Regions from separate parts of the Homo sapiens genome. Here region 1 is linked to region 2. Evidence: read pairs that join two places in POLR2A ChIA-PET (ENCODE). Cell type or tissue: HepG2. All regions are shown on one strand.

The links. ChIA-PET counts read pairs that join two places held together with the same protein. Peaks named below come from ENCODE experiments on the same cell type or tissue, not always from the same donor. Only the 100,000 strongest peaks of a DNase experiment are listed, where the experiment ranks them.
Region 1: POLR2A ChIA-PET joins it to region 2 with 8 read pairs; 1 of 35 experiments calls an interaction of 5 or more read pairs at or near these places.

What each region holds. Positions count from the first base shown.
Region 1 is chr16:50,656,181-50,658,680 of GRCh38, forward strand. No RefSeq gene overlaps it. Among named protein-coding and RNA genes, the nearest start is that of SNX20, 24 kb to the right of the region's middle. In HepG2, no CTCF peak of the experiment used is centred here; a DNase peak (open chromatin) is centred at 1,268.
Region 2 is chr16:50,437,268-50,439,767 of GRCh38, forward strand. No RefSeq gene overlaps it. Among named protein-coding and RNA genes, the nearest start is that of LINC02178, 43 kb to the left of the region's middle. In HepG2, no CTCF peak of the experiment used is centred here; a DNase peak (open chromatin) is centred at 1,024.

The DNA of each region.
Region 1 (2,500 bases), 220 kb after region 2:
CAGATCCCTGATGAATGGCTTGGTGCCTTCCCATGGTAATGAATAGGTTCTCTGTAGGTTCATAGGAGAGCTGGTTGTTTAGAAGAGCCTGGCATCTCTCTCTGTCTCTATCTTGCCCTCTCTCTCACCATGGGATGCCCGCTCCCCTTCACCTTCCACTGCAAGTGAAAGCTTCCTGAGGTCCTCACTAGAAGCAGAGGCCAGGACTATGCTTCCTGAACAGCCTGCAGAACGCTGAGCCAAATACATCTTTTTTCTTTATGAATTACCCAGCCTCAGGTATTCCCTTATAGTGATGCAAAATGGACCAACACAGGGCCTCAGTTTCCCAGTCTGTACTTGCGGCCTCTAATAGAGACTCTTCCAGTGTTGGCCTGTGATGAGGCTGGAAGGGGCTGAAATTGTGCCTAGAAATGTGGCTAGAGGTAGAAAAAACTGTATTTGCCAAGTCCTTAGGGATTGTTGCAGGGGGTGAGGTGCCTGAAGATACATGTTCAAGTGATAAAAGATCATCAGAAATGACTGTCTTTTGTCACAAATGAAAAGAAGTAACAGGTTAATCAAAAAAGACAGTTCAGGCCCGGCACCGTGGCTCATATCTGTAATCTCAGCACTTTGGGAAGCCGAAACAAACAGATTGCCTGAACTCAGGAGTTTGAGACCAGCCTGGGCAACATGGTGAAACCCCGTCTCTACAAAAAATACAAAAATTTGCCAGGCGTGGTGACTACTGCGGAGGCTGAGGCAGGGGAATTGCTGGAACCCGGGAGGCAGAGGTTGCTGTGAGCCAAGATTGCGCCATTGCACTCCAGCCCGGGTGACAACAGTGAGACTCCGTCTCAAAAAAAAAAAAAAAAAAAAAAAAGCCAGGTGTGGGGGCACATGCCTGTAGTCCCAGCTACCAGCTACTTGGAGGCTGAAGTAGGAGGATCATTTGAGCCGGGATGCAGAGGTTGCAGTGAGCTGAGATGGTGCTACTGCACTCCAGCCTGGGTGGCAGATTGAGACCCTGTCTCAAAAAAAAAAAAGAGAGTTTACATAGTCAGATGCAGCTTGATCTAGGAGTTTGAGATCATCAGGACAGGACTCAGCATCTGTCCATTTCCCACCCTATCTTTTGGCTCCATTTCCGAAGTTCCTCTTGGCCAAACTCCCTGCAGCTCCAGGCTCACAGCCCTACCCCAAGCCCAGCAGGAAGGGGCGTCTTCTCCCTCTCTGAGCAGTCAATCTCAAAAAGCCCAAGATTGCTCCTGTTTGGTTCTGATTAGGTCACATGCCCAGTTTGAAGTCCATCGCTGTGGCCAGGTCTGAGTCATACACACAGCCCCAGCTCTGGGGATGGAGTCAGTGCCTCCTGAAGGGTGGGTACCCTAAAGCAAAATTAGGAAGCTCTGCCCGGGAGAAGGGGAAATGCAGGCTGAGCAGCCCACCCAACTGATGTCAACTACTGGCGCCAAATTATCAGCCTGCCTGAGGACCCCTCCTCTGCCCTTGCCTGCAGCCTCCTCCCTTATCTCTGCACCCCCACTCTACTCAATGCTAAAAGCCACCCAGCCCAAGATGCCTTGCGATTCTCCTTCCTCCAGGCGAAGGAAAGGGGGCTGCAACCACATTCTCTCATTCGTTTCTCTGACATCTTTTGTCACCTATCAGGGGAACAAGTAATTCCTTTGATCATAGCAAAAGGAGGAAGAGTATTTAAAACACGGCCTGTGAAGATTTGCTAAGCAGAAATTGGGAAAGGCAGTCAGTGGCAGGTTTCAAAGCAGAAACATGATTTCTAGGCACCAGACTTGCTTGTCTGAGTATTGTTAAAAAGGATGTACTCCACACACTCACCTGCAGCCTGGGTTTTTAAATGGGCCAAGGGACCCCGAGGTGGGGAGAGGGTCCCCAAGGGACTTGATGGGAGGGGTTTCTGGGAGGAAAGCGGCAGCTCAGAATTCCATTCATTATGCATTGGAGCCCAGCACAGCTGAACGCTCAGAGGAAGGAGTGCTGGGCTGCGAGCTTGAGAATTGGTGTTGCCCCTGGCACTCTGTGTGACTCCAGACCCGTCCTTTCCCTCTCTGGGCCTCAGCATCCATTCCGGATCAGGGGCCGGATCAGAATTCAGAATCTACCTTCTTTCCCTCAGGCCTCCTTCACATTTTCTGCCATATCCACCATCACCTGACCCTGCTTTCCATTTAATATGGAACATTTCTGTCACCACCATAAATGAAAGAAATGGTATCAGCCCATAATAAGAAAAACCACCACAAAAATACATGCAGTGAAAAACAACGTGGCCATCGATTCTAGCTGGACAACTGTGGCCTGCCCTAAGCAGCAGGAGGGGGCTTCCCTCTTGTTAAAAATGGAGATATGGCCGAGTGCAGTGGCTCACGCCTGTCATCCCAGCACCTTGGGAGGCTGAGGTGGGTGGATCACTTGAGGTCAGGAGTTCGAGACCAGTCTGGCCAACATGGCAAAACCCCGTCTCTACTAAAATTACAAA
Region 2 (2,500 bases):
GATTGCTTGAGCCCTGGAATTTGAGGCTGCAGTGAACCACGATTTTGCCACCGCACTCCATCCTTGGTGACAGAGCCAGATTTTGTCTCTAAAAACAAAAGCAAACAAACAAACAAATTGAGGCTCAGAGAGGTTAATTGTCTTTCACAAAGTCACACAGCCAGGGTAGTAAGGCTAGACCTAACCCCTGCCCAACTGACACCACTGCTTGTGTTCTCACTCTCTGGCCTAGGCTCTTTGTGTGTGTGTGTGTGTGTGTGTGTGTGTGTGTGTGTGTGTGTGAGACAGGGTCTCACTCTGCCACCCAGGCTGGAGTGTAGTAGCCTGATCACAGCTCACTGCAGCCTCGACCTCCTGGGCTCAAGCAATCCTCCCCCCTCAGCCTCCTGAGTAGCTGGGACTACAGGCTTATGCCACCACACCCAGCTAACCAGGCTGAGTCTTAATGTTGGAGTGAGTCCTGTGGTCCACCAGGCTGGGCAATTTAGGGGCTCCTAAGTCACCCACACAAGCCTCCCTCTTCCAGGCCCCCCAGCCCTACTCCCTCTTCTCTGGTACACAGAATGCCTAATGAGACTGGCACTGTTCCCGAGTGACACCCCCGAGTGCCGTAATGTGTTTTTGTGTGCAAAACCCTGTGTTCAGCAAATTGCTGTGACCAAGACCCTATCCAGTTACCTGACGCATCAGAGGTATGTTCTGTGGGGCTGCCAAGCAAAGCAGAGAATAATACTTCTAAGAATTTTAACCATTAGATAGAAAAAGCGTGGTCCTGGCAGCCCCTGGCAGGCACTGCCGAGTGGGAACCAGATACAAAGCAAACAAGAAGGGCGAGTGGCACGTGTGGCCTGTTGTCCTTGCCGGTGGGTCAGCCGCCCTGGCCCCACAGTTGCATTGTCAAAGCCACCAGTCACCTGACTTTTGTTGCTGGCTGGCTGGAGACCGTGGCCCTGGGTTTTCCATACATCAGCTTGGAACTCTGAGCTGAGATCAGCTTCCTGGAGGGGTGGGTTCAGTTTGGACAACTGCTGAGCAGAGGGGTATTGGCTCTGATGCCACGCTGAGAGCTTCTGTGGCTGTCCCTCATCTCAGTGGCCTGTGAACTTCAGGCAGGTGACTCATCCTCACTGGAACTTACTCGGGATGGCAATCAGAATATCTCCTTCATTTGGGAGGATTAGAGAAGTGAGTGAGTTCAGAGAAGCAAAAAAGAACCGAGTCTGGCTCACTCCTGAGACTCTGCTGCTGCTAGCTGTTACCTGAAAGTCAGGCATTCATGCAACAAATATCCATGAAGCACTGCCTAGGTGCCCTGCCAAGTGTGCACAATGGTAAGTAGAACAGATTTAGTCCCTGCCTTCATGGTGCTTACGGTCCAATGAGGGTGATGGGCAGCTAAGGAGTCCTATCAACAAATATGACATTGGAATGGGGTCCAGTGTTGGGGAGAGAGTCCTAAGGTGTCTATGATGGGAGGTTTTGCTGGGTAGGGAAGTTGGGAGAAGTCACTCTGGGGGACTTTGGGGGTGCTCTAGACTTCAAAAATGAGGACATTCTCAAGAAGCAATGGCAATACAACGGAGCAAAGAAACACTTTTCAACAAATGGTTCTGGAACAACTGGACATTCACTTGCTAAAAAATGAATCTAGACACGGAGTTTATACCCCTCACAAAAATTAACTCAAAATGGATCACAGGCCTAAAAGTAAAATATAAAACTATAAAACTCCTAGGAGATAACAAGAGAAAATCTGATGACCTTGGGTTTGGCAATGACTTTACAGATACAGCACCAGAAGTGCAATCCATGAAGGAAAGACTTGATAAGCTGAGCTTCATTAAGATGAAATACTTCTGCTATGGGAAAGACAATGTCAAAATAATGAGAAAACAAGCCATGGACTGGGAGAAAATATTTGCAAAAGATACATCTGATAAAGAACTGTTATCCAAAATATGCAAATAACTCTTTAAAAAATCAACAATAAGAAAACAAGCCAATTAAAAAGTGGGCCAAGGACTTTAACAGACTCCTCACTAAGGAAGATACACAGATGGAAACCAGCATATGAAGAGATGCTCCACATCATATGTCATCCAGAAAATGCAAATTAAAACAACAACGAGACACCACCACGTGCCTGTTAGAATGGCCAAAATCCAGAACACCGACATCACCAAATGCTGATGAGGAGGTGGAGCAACAGGAACTCTCACTCATTGCTAGTGGGAACACACAATGGCACAGCCACTTTGAGAGGCGGTATGACATGTTTTTTTGTTTGTTTGTTTTTACAAAAACTAAACATACTCTTATCATACAATCCAAAAATTGCACTCCTTGGTATTTATCCAAAGGTGCTGAATATTTACGTCTGCATAAAAACCTGCACATGGAAGTTATAGCCATTTACTTGTCAAAATGTGGCAATTGGAAGACAACAATCTTCCCATGTCTTTCAGTAGGTGAATGGATAAACTGTGGTGCCTCCAGACAA